Regions from separate parts of the Homo sapiens genome. Here region 2 is linked to region 1. Evidence: chromatin contacts called from ENCODE Hi-C or POLR2A ChIA-PET data. All regions are on one chromosome and are shown on one strand. Each heading gives the region's core, a stretch centred on a gene start or an enhancer-like site at or near the end of the contact. The rest is flanking DNA. Distances are from core to core; before and after follow the strand shown. Region 1 overlaps SHOC1 (shortage in chiasmata 1). Region 2 has its middle 47 kb from the start of LINC02977.

Evidence for each region. Hi-C counts contacts between places; a loop is a spot of excess contacts on that map. ChIA-PET counts read pairs that join two places held with the same protein, here RNA polymerase II (POLR2A). Pooled maps may share reads with other maps.
Region 2: a loop to region 1 is called in a pooled map, with 2.1 times the contacts of the local background. The contact joins two enhancer-like sites. A Hi-C loop is called at or near these places in 1 of 50 pooled maps. POLR2A ChIA-PET finds 5 or more read pairs at or near these places in 3 of 52 experiments (HepG2, RWPE1 and WTC11).

The regions. Positions count from the first base shown.
Region 1 is chr9:111,740,020-111,746,815 of GRCh38, reverse strand. It overlaps SHOC1 (shortage in chiasmata 1), which reads left to right. Exons shown (of 28, transcript NM_001378211.1): 10 at 474-582; 11 at 5,246-5,340. Among named protein-coding and RNA genes, the nearest start is that of SHOC1, 52 kb to the left of the region's middle. Within about 2 kb of position 3,340, at least 4 of the 41 ENCODE cell types and tissues checked have a DNase peak (open chromatin) inside an H3K27ac peak, as active enhancers do.
Region 2 is chr9:111,990,311-111,997,106 of GRCh38, reverse strand. It overlaps the pseudogene RNU6-710P. Among named protein-coding and RNA genes, the nearest start is that of LINC02977, 47 kb to the left of the region's middle. Within about 2 kb of position 4,431, at least 2 of the 41 ENCODE cell types and tissues checked have a DNase peak (open chromatin) inside an H3K27ac peak, as active enhancers do.

The DNA.
Region 1 (6,796 bases), core at 2,091-4,590:
TTATATAGATAGACATTTAAGACATTTTATATCTCAACTCAAATTTCTTTTTATTGAAATATTTTTGTTTTAACAGATGACCAAACATAATAGTTGCTTACAAAATGTTCTAAATTATACTTAATTTTTATTTATTTATTTTTTTTAGAGACAAAGGCTTGCTCTGTTGCCCAGGTTGGAGTACAGTGACACAATCACAGCTCATTGCAATCTCAAATTCCTGGGCTCAAGCAATCATTCCAGCTCAGCTTCCCAGGTAGCTAGGACTACAAGCATGTGCCACCACTGCTGGCTAATTTTGTACTTTTTGTAGAGACTGATCTTGCCATGTTGCCCAGGTCTTAAACTCCTGGACTCAAGTGATCCTCCTACCTCAGCCTCCCAAAGTGTTAGAATTACAGGTGTGAGCCACCACGCCTAGCCTACTTAATATTATTCAATGTTTACATAACTTTAATTTTCATATATTCCAGGAGAGTTAGAAATGCCACTAACTCCTCTATTCCTAACATGCCAACATTCTTCAGTGAATTCATTACGTACAGAACTTCAGACATTTCCATTATCTCCGGTTTGTAAAATGTAAGTAAAGATTATATCTAGAACCCATGTTGCAATTCAGAACAAGCAGTCTTTATTTAAATCTCTCCATATAAAAGCAATTTCCAAGATACCTCTATGAAAAAATTTAAGAGCTAGTACAGTGTCTGTAATAAGTAACTAAAAGGAATATATAAATTTATGTATATATTTGGTTTTATATGCAAAGAGTATCTTTAGAAGGGCACCCAAGAAACAAGTAATATTGCTTGTATCCAGAAAAGAACTAGGTAACCTAGCAATGTGTGTAGGAGATTTTTCACAGTATGGCTTTTATACATTTCAGTATTTTTAATGTGAATATATTATCATTAAAAATAAATAACTTAAAAAATTTTGAAGATCCTGGCATTGGAATAGTATGCTTAGGACATTGCCACTGGACACTTGCTAATGGCACTGTCTCTACTGGCAGTCACTGCCATGAAAGGCAATGTAGTGGTGTATTAGTTTGCTAGGGCTGCCCTAACAAATACCACAGATTAGATGACTTAAACAATAGAAATTTATTCCTTCACAGTTCTGGAGGTGAGAAGTGAAAGAACCAAGTGTCAGCCGGGTTGGTTTCATTCTAAGACCTCCCTCCTTGGCTTATAGATGTCCCTTTGCCTTCATATATTCTTTCCTCTATCATTGTCTATACCCCAATCTCCTGTTCTTATAAGGATACCAGTCACATTGTATTAATGGCCCTGTTTAACTTAATTACCTCTTTAAAGACCTTGTCTCCAAATACAGTCACATTCTGAGGTACTGAGGATTAGGTCTTCAACATAAGAATTTTGTGGGGACACAATTCAGCCCATAATAAGTGGTTAGAAGCTCTGAACTAGAGCCAGATTGCCTAGCTCTATCACTTTCTAACTGCAACCTTAATTGTTCTGTGCCTCAGGTTTTTTAAATCTACAATACTGGGATAATAATAGTATCTATAAGGTTGTTAAGAGGTCTACTAAAAGATTTGTCATAGGTCTGTGGCCAGAAGTAGCCAAAGATCACAGAGCAGTGTGGACAATCGTTGATCAATAGATTTGGCTATCAGTTTATTCCCATTAAGAGTGCAAGAGTCCTTGCTCTCTTATGGATGTCCTATCTCTAACAGAGGACAGCCACTGACCTTGTTCACCTCTTGTCAATGTGGTCTCAGTAATGGGTGGACCAGACATACAGAACCAAGGCTTGATTCGTAAACTTGTTCAATACCCCATCATTATTGCACAGAATAGTCTGAAATTGTAGAATTGATACTGCAGGGCTAGGTCATTATATTCTAGTTTGAGCCAAAACTGCATAGCTTAATAGCCCAGCATCCTTGCCCTTTGATAGAGTCTGAGATAGCTTTCATTGCTGTCTTAAACCATGCAGCACACATGTAGCTTAATGTTTTCTAAGATTGATTAGTCTGCTATCCTGGAATAAAGCCATTCCATTCCTCTGCTTCTTACGCCAGTTAAAAAATTGGGAACATAACCAGTACAATTAGTCTACTGTAAACCTAGAACTTAATGTGTCCTAAAATAACATATTTTCAGGAAGATGACAGTAAAGTCTACAAGTCTCTAATGAATTATTCCAGGACTGGAAACTGTGGGAACTGTGTGTGTTAGGTTTGAATTCTTGTTATAATTAGCTGATCTGCCAGAGGAGAGTGCTATTTGGATTACTGGGACCAGCTGGAGTCAAGGCTGTATAATTCATCACTGGCTGCTTAGGCTTCTATTAATGGTCTCAGGAAAGTGTCAAAGCATAAGACTGAGGGCCCTAAATATATCTTTATCTTCTGGCTAAGAATTATTTACATTTCTAGAGTAAATTTGTGCTATACAGAGTTCTATCATGAACTAAGAATTGTCCATATCAGATATGAGCCCTAAAAAGAGCATAGGACAAGTATGGAAACTACATACACTTTGTTTAAATACTTTTAGTTCTCTTGATAAGGTACAAGATATTTATTTGCAGGACATATACTGTTTTTGTTAGTGCCCTTTTACTCTTTTATTTAGTCCATACACCCTAATCCATCTGTTATGACAGACTGGCATTTTTAGAAACAGAAACTAGCAGAAATTAGTATGATCTTTAATTTCAGTTTGATTTTAGAAGTATTTAAACCATAATAAGCTCTTTTTAATCACAAGTTATATGTCTATTGTTATAACTCAAATATCTAATAAGAATTTATGAAACAAATCTTAACTAATGACTTACGATTTGGCAAAGTTAGAAAAAAAAGGCTTTCAAATTAGCTAATGGTTTTAGAGCCATTTGAAACAACTGAAAGAAGTTTTCCCCTCACTACTACATTTACCAGCAAGAGATAAATCACTTCCATTTGTTTGGCAACTGTAAAAGCTTAAAAATCCATATTTTAAAAATGAGTTTACAGTAGTCCCCCTTTATGCCGGGAGAATAAATTCCAAGACCTTAAATGGATGCCTGAAACTGCGAATGTTATTGAACCCTATATATACTGTTTTTTCTCATATATTCATACCTATGATAAAGTTTAATTTATAAATTAGCCATAGTAAGACATTAACAGCAATAACTATAGTAAAATAGTAAAATAGAACGACCATAACAAATACCATCCTCATTACTCTTGTGCTTTGGAGTCATTATTAAATACAGAAGGGGTTACTTGAACACAAGCACTGTGATTCTGCAACAGCTGATCTGATAACTGAGAATGCTACTAAGTGACTAATGGGCAGGTAGTGAGTACATATAGTGTGGATATGCTGGGCAAAGGGATGATTCACATCCTGGGCGAGATGGTGTAGGATGGCATGAAATTTCATCACACTGCTCGCAACAGTGCAATTTAAAACTTATGAATTGTTTATGGAATATTCTGTTTAATAGTTTGGACTGCAGTTGAACACAGATAAATGAAACCGAGTATAGTGAACTCATGGATAAGGGGGAACTACTGTATATCTCAACTGTAAAACTAAAAACAAGGAGAAAAGGTGTTAAAATTTTTTTGAAAAAAAGAAGGAAAAATAACAAAGAATGTTATTGTAGCTTTAACTTATTTTTATGGTCCCAATTATTTTTATTTCAGAGCACAACATTTTGGCTGAAAATAATACCCAGTTAACAATATTTTTAGTGCCTACCACATATAAGATTCTATGCTAGATTTTATGGGCTAAAAAAGAAAAGTCTGTATGGCATAAGATTTTATTAAGCTACTAACTGACTGCTGACTTGTGAATATATTTTTATGAACAATGTATCAGATTCAGACATGCCTTCAGAAAGCTCCGTTAAGAGTGAAAATGTGTGTCTATATTGGACATGGCCTGCTAAATATAACACGTTCCTTTCACTTTAAAATAGTTGCTTACAATCTGAGGTGTTGTCAAAGAAACCTTGGTAAGATTCAGGAATTGTCTAGATTCTCAAATTTTCTATCACATGACCAGATTTTTGGATTATGTGGGTAAACTGGATGCCTTAGACATAAAACCTAGCTTTCCACTGCCCTAGACTGTCAATTTAACTGGCAATACTTATAATTAGCATGCTCATATATGTTCCATATGAACAGAGAAACAGAATACAATCAGTTCTCACTCAGGGTAGCAGGGAGCTTGGGACACAGATTAAGGGGTTTATGAATTAATAGTCTTTCCCCTACGAAGGCTAGTAGCATCATAGCTACAGATGAGCTGTAATTTACACTGATTGACATGCTTATTTTCTCCCTTCTCCCCCCGAGTACCCCTAAACACACATACACAGACACACATCACTCACTCACAAACCCACCAAGATTGAAGGTCTTGAACTAAACTTTAGGACTCTGCCATCTCCAGAGAAGGACTTTTTCACAGTTCTGATCCTCAGCCAGTAGAGGATCCAGAATTTCTATATGGAATGGACTTGGGGACAGCAATTTTATAAAAATTTTTGTTGAGGTTGCTATGTGCATGGTAAGCATGGTAATTTTACTTAGATTGTATTTTTATTTTTGGTGGCGTATAAGGTTGACGCTAGCATAGTTTATGGAGGGAAGTGCTAAAACTCTCCCAAGTCAGCCCTCTCTGGCTCCAGGTTCCATTGAGGGAGGTAGAGGTGGGAGTAATTTACAGTCAAGTAGGAACAATTGAGTTTACAAATTACCAAACTTTCCCAAGGATGGAGGAAGTGAGTACTGTGTTTGATATTTGGTCTGTAGAACTCGACTGCAGTTTACACATTTATAAAGTCAATTTTTCACTTGATTTTGAGTGTAAAAGTACTTTAAAAATACTTTTTAAAAATAAAATTTTGGGCCAGGCGCGGTGGCTCACACCTGTAATCCCAGCACTTTGGGAGGCCAAGGTGGGCGGATTACTTGAGGTCAGGAGCTGGAGACCAGCCTGGCCCACATGGTGAAACCCCGCCTCTACTAAAAATACAAAAATTAGTCAGGCATGGTGGCAGACGCCTGTAATCCCAGCTGCTCGGGAGCCTGAGACAGGAAAATCGCTTGAATCTGGGGCGGAGGTTGCAGTGAGCCAAGATAGTGCCACTGTACCCCAGCCTGGGCGACAGAGCGAGACTCTGCCTCAAAAAAATAAAATAAAATAAAATTTTATTATACAAAAGACTCAATATTATTAATGTATTAAACTTTAACTCTTTTTTTCAGTAATTTGCTTACTGCTGAAGAATCAGCTAATGAATACTACATGATGTGGCAATTAGAAAGATGTAGAAGCCCTTTGAACCCATTTTTGCTTACAGGTAAAGATTAATTGCCTTTAAGTGATAAATAGAAAGTATAGGTAAAAAGGTACAACGAGTAGAAATGTGGGATATCCTTTTTCTTTGACCATTTCTTAACAGAATATATAACTTCGCCTAAAGCTAAAATACCAAGATATCTTCCATAAGGTTCATTATGCTAGGTGCAGAAGTATATGACAAGATCCGGATCTTGCTGATTTTCTGGGTAATTCCTATACATGGGAGAAGGAAAAGAAAAGAAATGAAATACAAGTAGTACATAAAACTGTCCCATACAAGTAATTTGTATTTCCAAAGTTGTGAGTTGTTTGTAAAAAAAAATAAAAATAAAAAAAAATCTCATCTAATGTTAAAAGTTTTAGTTGCCCAAGCTTTCCAAAAAAGACGTTTAAAAACATTTTAACAACGGCCGGAAATTAGCCGGGAGTGTCGGAGCGCACCTTTAGTCCCAGCTAGTCGGTAGGCTGAGGCCCAAGAATCACTTGAAAACCTGGGAGGCGGAGGTTGCAGTGAGCCGAGATGGCGCCATTGCGCTCCAGCCTACGTGAAGGAGCAAGTCTCTGTCTCAAACAAACGAACAAACAAACAAAACAAAAAAAATGGCCGGGCACCGTGGCTCACACTTGTAATCCCAGCACTTTGGGAGGCCGACCCGGGCGGATCATTTGAGGCCAGGAGTTCGAGACCAGTCTGGCCAACATGTTGAAACCCCCTCTCTACTAAAAATACAAAAATTAGCTGAGCATGGTGGTGCACGCCTGTAGTCCCAGCTACTCTGGAGGCTGAGGCAGGAGAATCGCTCGAACCAGGGAGGTGGAAGTTGCAAGAGCTGAGATCACCACTGCACTCCAGCCTGAGCAACATGGTGAGACTCCATCTCAAAAATAAATAAATAACATTTTAGCAAAACTTGTTTATAGTTTAACAAAATAATTTTGAGGTTATACATTTCACATGTATATTCAAAATTTATCTGAGTAAGTTAAACTCTTGTCTGTGTCTGAACTATTCCATCACGGAAATGGAACTTTGGATAAGGTATTGTTTTAAAAAATTTTTAAATGAATCACTGAGTTGCATTTGGAGGCCAAAAACAAAGTGAAAACAGGAATCCTGGGAAGCAAGTAAGCACCAAAGCTGGCTTTCACTCCAAGCTTTCTATTAAACCTTGGAGACTTTGAACTTCTGTTTTGAGGTCGACATGTAGTGTAGAGTCAAGAAATATCCTACGTGGAGGGTCTGATAGGGGACCCCTACATAAAACTGGGAATTCAACAAACTACCATCAAAATAAGAGCATACAAAAGTAAACCACCATATATAGAAGGGAACTCCGAATAAATTTGCATATTTCTACCTTGGAGCTGGAAGAGAGGAAAAGAAAAAAAATTTCTCTTAAGTACTGCTAACCAGAAGGCAGCCATCATGCCTGGTTGCAGTCTGAATTCAAACC
Region 2 (6,796 bases), core at 3,182-5,681, 250 kb before region 1:
CATTTAGGGGGTTTAATATTTTTCTCTATTATTAAAAACTTCTACTTCTTTTTTAGGGTAGATAAATTCCTGAAAGTCACATTGCTGGGCCAAGTAAATGCAATTTGGAAGACTTTTAATTTGTATAACCAAATTATTTTAGAAAATGTGTGCCAATTTACATTGTCATTCTTGGAGAATAATAGTAATTTCCTTATACGGTCAACAACATTAGAAATTGTAATTATTTTGTATCTTTGTCAATCTAGTAAACAAAATGACACTGCTTTGTTTTAATTTGCATTTGTTTGATCATTGTGAAATGAATATTTTTTCAACCCAAATTCGTGGCTATTTGTATAATTTCATTTGTAAATTGTGTGTTTTGGTGCTTGCTTTGGCGGCACATATACAAAAATTGGAATAATACAGAGAAAATTACCGTGACTCCTGTATAAGATGACATGCAAATTTTGAAGAGTTCCATATTTTCATAAGAATGATACAATGAACTTTCGGGACTGGGGGTGAAGGTTGAATGGGGAGTGGAGGATAAAAGACTACATATTGGGTACAGTGTGCAATGCTTGGGTGATGGGTATGCTACAATCTCAAAACTCACCACTAAAGAACTTATCCATGTTACCCAAAACTACCTGTACCCCAAAAACTATTGAAATAAAAATTTAAATTAAAAAATATTTTTAAAAAATATCTGTTTTGGTCCTTTGTCCACTTTTCTGTTGGAATTTTAATTTTTTCATTTTTAATTTGTAAGAAACATAAAAATATATATATATATTCAAAATGCATTTGATATTTGAAAAATATTTGTGCTGTCACTATTTTTCCAGTTTGATATTTGTCTTTTATTTATTCTTTGTTATTGTTTTTATTGTCGCTGCTTTACAGGAGTATTTACTTTTATATGACCTTTAGTCTTATTAATATTTTCCTTTGTAGTTTCTGATTTTTATGCTATGCTTCTAAGGGCTTTTCTTTCTTTCTTTTTTTTTTTTTTTTTTTTGAGTTGGGAGTCTCGCCCTGTTGCCCAGGCTGGAGTGCCGTGGCAGGATCTTGGCTCACTGCAACCTCCGTCTCCCAGGTTCAAGCAATTTTCCTGCTTTAGCCTCCTGAGTAGCTGAGTTTACAGGTGCCTGCCATCACGCCAGGCTGATTTTTGCATTTTTAGTAGAGACGGAGTTTCACCATGTTGGCCAGGCTGGTCTCGGACTCCTAACCTCAGGTGATACGCCCCCCTCGGCCTCCCGAAGTGCTGGGATTATAGGCATGAGCCACCATGCCTGGCCTCTAAAGGTTTTTCGCATGCCAATATTATATGAATATTCACCTACATATAGGCACACCTTGTTTTGTTACACTTCACTTTATTGCGCTTCACAGATACTGCATTTTTTCCAAATTGGAGGTTTGTGGCAACCCTGCATGAAGCAAATCTCTTGGTGCCTTTTTCTTAACAGTATGTGCTCACTTTGTGTCTCTGTGTCATATTTTGATAACTCATGTGATATTTTAAACTTTTCCATCATTATGGTGATCTGTGATCGGTGATCTTTGATGTTACTATTGTCATTGTTTTGGGGTGCTATGGATCACGCCAATATAAGACAGCAAACTTTTTTTTTTTTTTTTTTTTTGAGAAGGGTTTCACTCTGTCACCCAGGCTGGAGTGCAGTGGCACAATATCGGCTCACTGTAATCTTGCTTCCCGGGTTCAGGTGATTTTCCTGCCTCAGCCTCCCGAGTAGCCAGGACTACAGGTGTATGCCACCACACACGGCTAATTTTTGTGTTTTTAGTAGAGACGGGGTTTCGCCATGTTGGCCAGGCTGGTCTCAAACTTCTGACTTCAAACGATCCACCTGCCTCGGCCTCCCAAAACTCTGGGATTACAGGCATGAGCCACTGCACCCACAAAGACAACAAACTTAATTGATAAATGCTGCGTGTGTTCTGACTGCTCCACTCACTGGCTGTTCCTTATCTGGCTTCGTCTCCTTGAGCCTCTCTATTCCCTGAGACACAATAATATTGAAATCATGTCAATGAATAACCCTACAATGGCCTCTAAGTGTTCCAGTGAAAGGAAGAGTCACATGTTTCTCACTTTCACTCAAAAACTAGAAATGATTAAGCTTAGTGAGGAAGCCAGATGAAAGCCAAGATAAGCTTTCAAAGCTAGGCTTCTCATGCCAAACAGCCAAGTTATGAATGCAAAGGAAGAGTTCTTGAAAGAAATTAAAAGAGCTACTCCAGTGAACATACAAATGATCAGAAAGCAAAACAGCCTTATTGCTGATATGGGAAAAGTTTTAATGGTCTAGATACAAGATCAAAACAGCCACAACATTCTCTGAAGCCAAAGCTTAATCCAGAGCAAGGCCCTAACTCTTTTCACTTCTATGAAGGAAGAGAGAAGTGAGGAAGCTGCAGAAGGAAAGTTTGAAGCCAGGAAAGGCTGGTTCATGAGGTTTAAGGAAAGAAGCCATCTCTATAACATAAAAGTACACAATGAAGTAGCAAGTTCTGATGTAGAAGCTACAAGTTATCCAGAGGATTTAGTTAAGATAATTGATGAAGGTGGCTACACTAAACAACAGATTTCCAATGTAGATGAAATAGCCTTCTAGTAGAAGAAGATGCCATCTAGGACTTTCATAGTTAGAAGTCAATGTCTTCCTTCAAAGCTTCAAAGGACAGGTCGACTGTCTTTTTAGGGGCAAATGCAGCTGGTAACTTTAAGTTGAAGCCAATGCTCATTTACCATTCCCAAAATCCTAGGGCCCTTAAGAATTACACTAAATCTCATGCCTGTAATCCCAGCGCTTTGGGAGGCCAAGGTGGGATGATTGCCTGAGCTCAGGAGTTTGAGACCAGCCTGGGCAACACAGTGAAACCACATCTCTACTAAAATACAAAAAAATTAGCCAGGCGTGGCGGTGTGTGCCTGTAGTCCCAGCTACTCGGGAGGCTGAGGCAGGAGAATCGCTTGAACCCGGGAGGTGGAGGTTGCAGTGACCCGAGACCACACCACTGCACTCCAGCCTGGGCAACAGAGCGAGACTCTGTCTAAAAAAAAAAAAAAAAAAATTACACTAAATCTACTCTGCTTGTGCTCTATAAATGGAACAGCAAAGCCTGAATGACAGCACATCTACTTATAGCATGGTTTACTGAATATTTTAAGCCCACTGATTCGCCTGGTACAAAGTTGTTTAACTTTTTACATGAAATATTTGTCATCCCCTCCCCACCCAACCCACTCCGCCATTTGCTTTCTCTTATAACAAAGTCCTTAGTTTAGTATTTTCCAAGGTCAAACTCTGGGTTCTCTGCCCTCTAGTCTCCACATTCTCTAAGCTTATTTTTCATTTAGGTTTCTTATAGGACTGAGTATGGGACTGCAGTTTAGCTTGAAAAGAGACAAGCTTATATTACTTGAAAGGAAAGGGCATGTATTATGAGGTTTGCAGTATAACCTGAACTTTTTGCATTTTTAGGTGGAGAAAGGGGTCAAACAGCCTTGCCACATCTGAAGAGTTGACCTATGGCCTTGTTGTAAGGTAATTTTTTTGCTTTAGGGCTGCTACAGTGAGGAGTAAAGCTTTGAAGTGTATTGGGTTAGTAGAGATCTTGGTAGAAATGGAGAACTGTGTATTAGAGATTTTCATATCAAGCAGTTTATGGTATTTGTTAACATTTTCTAAATCTTTATGTCAGTAATTACATTCTTTTGAAACTCAGGATAAATATAGTTATTTCCGTTGCTTTATTTATTTAATAATTAGGTTTGCCAGAGATTTATCTCTTTAATTGGTTTTTGTTTTCCCAAAGAAACAGCTCGAGTTGATTTATCTGTTCTATCCATTTTTGTTTCCTAATTAGTAAGCTTTCACTTTCATCTTTATCATTTTAATCTTCTTGGTTTTCTTAGGATGAATTTTGTTTAAATCCTTGTCATTAAATGTTAAACATTTTTGTTATTCTGTTTTGTAATAAAAGCATTATTAAATGACAGTATTCCATTAATATTTATAAGTTGTATTTTATAAATAATTTGCAATAGTATTTTAATTTGGTGGGGGGAGGTGTGAAGTCTTTTCTAGTTTCCAGTTGGTTGATATTAGAAATCAAGATGGAATTTTTGTAACACCTCTCAGTAATAGTAATATTTATATCCAGGAATATGGGAATGCAGAAATCATCCTTATTCAGCCACTCTATAATTTTCCCTAGAGTTTTCTGCAGAGCTATATTAAAAAACACCTCTAATCAGTCTTAGAAACATGTCTCTTTTAAAACCTAGCAGTGCTCTCTCTAACCTGGCAAAAGTTTCATATTTTTAAACCACAGCCTTGTTCCATGTGTCATGTTCTCCTGTTGGTGGTGAATCATCAACGTGTCAGTTTTGCATAGTACTGAGGTGTTCTGCCTTGCTATCTGGCTCTTGAAAGGCCCATTGAAGAATGCCTTTACCCAGCTCCCTGAAAGACGTATAATAGCCTAGGTGAGCTAGAGAAAGAACTCAGGAATGGGAATATCATGGCAGCACTGAAACTCACTTACTTATTATATACAATAACTGGAAATGTAGTTCTAAAGTGACTGCAAAAATCAAAGATTATTACTGAAGTTGGTAGTATGGGCCAGGCACAGTGGCTCACGCGTGTAATTCCAGCACTTTGGGAGGCCGAGGCAGGTGGATCACCTGAGGTCAGGAGGTCGAGACCAGCTTGGCCACATGGTGAAACCCCGTCTCTACTAAAAATACAAAAATTAGCCAGGCATGGTGGCACATGCCTTTAATCCTATTTGGGAGGCTGAGGCAGGAGAATCTCTTGAATCTGGGAGGCGGAGGTTGCAGAGAGCCAAGATCGCGATTGTGCCACTGCACCCCAGCCTGGGGAATAGAGCGAGACTCCATTTCCAGGGGAAAAAAAAAATTGATAGTATGCCAAATGTGTACAAAAATAACCTGAGTGTAAAACCTATACTTGCGGCTGGGCATGGTGGCTCACGCCTGTAATCCCAGCACTTTGGGAGGCCAAGGCGGGAGATCACGAGGTCTGGAGATTGATACCATCCTGGCCAAGACGGTGAAACCCCGTCTCTACTAAAAATACAAAAATTAACCAGGCTGGTGGCACGCCCTTGTAATCTCAGCTACTCGGGAGGCTGAGGCAGGAGAATCGCTTGAAACTGGGAGTCGGAGGTTGCAGTAAGCCAAAATGGCGCCACTGCACTCCAGCCTGGCTACAGAGTGAGACTCCGTCCAAAAAAAAAAAAAAAAAACCAAACCAACCAAACAAACGAAAAAACCTATACTTGCACTATTTTATTCTTTTTCTGTCATTATCTTCTCTGCTAACCTGTAGGCTTTATGAGGGAAGAGATTGTCTCTTTTCTTTACCATTGAGTACTCCATGTCTTACACACACTAGTTGCTCAGTAACCAATACTGAACAGTGAAGGGAAAAAAAGGTAGGCTAGTCAAAATTTTAAAAACCTTTTTCTTATTATGCAAAGAAATAAAGACAAGTACTAATAGAGTTAGAAACATTTATTTTCCAAACACTACTAAAGGTCTAAGTAATAAAACTTTAAGCTAAATAGCAGAAAATAGAAAACAAAAGGAAAAAAACAAAGCATAAGAAAAAATTCAAAACATAAAAGTAAAGACCAGAGGTCAAATTAATCAATTCTGACAATAAATGTAAATGGGTAAAATTATCCTATTAAAAGACAAATAGATTAAAATTTAAAGTTCTATTATTTATTTGCCCTTAATATCTTATAAATAAATTTTATTTACATCAAACAGGCCAGACATCTGGCATTCAAAAATACCTACAGCTATAAAGTTAGAAGCTGTGAACACAGCCAAGGAGTGTTGGAGGTGTTGAAATTTTAAAATCTTCATGAATAACACAATCATTGAAGTTACATCCAAAAAGAACAGAGAAGAGGCAATATTGAAAGTATGAGGATAGGAAAGTGTCACTGATGCATTTTTGGAAACAGTATATTCACCTAAAGGCACCTTTCAGGTGATAGCTAGCTTTGGGGCATTAGAAATTAATAATAAAAAATAAATTACCCAAAGGCACAGATGAAACATTAACAGAAGTATAAAAGTAATTTTATGTAAGGTTAAAAACCTGTTTAAAAATACTTCCAGGCCGGGCATGGTGGCTCATGCCTGTAATTCCAGCATTTTGTAAGGTTGAGGCGGGTGGATCACTTGAGCCCAGGAGTTTGAGACCAGCCTGGGCAACATGGCGAAATGCTGTCTCTACAAAAAATACAAAAAATTACCCAGGCGAGGCAGTGCACACCTGTAGTCTCACCTAACCAAGAGACTGAGGTGGGAGCATCACCTGAGCCTGAGAGATCAAGGCTGCAGCAACTATTCTGTCACCCACTCCAGCCTGGGGGACAGAGTGAGACCTTGTCTCAAAACAAAACAGAACAAAAAACCAAAAAACTTCCAAATCTATTTTTAAAAAATCCATTACACAGACATTCAGTTTAAACTTAGCATTAAAATGTGTACCCAATACTCTACCTATTTGTAAATTCATATCAACATTAATTTATAATGTAGCATTTACTGCCAGTACTAAAAGAGGTTATCAGAAACCAGCTTCCTACCAAAATCTGGACAAAATATTTTAAAGCTAGTGAAATAATTTATCACAGGCCTATTTACTAGTGAGAAAATGTGGGCTCATTCTGTATACACAACTCCCTCACAATCTTAAGGGAAATACAAGTAATGTGTTTCCTTCTACGGAAA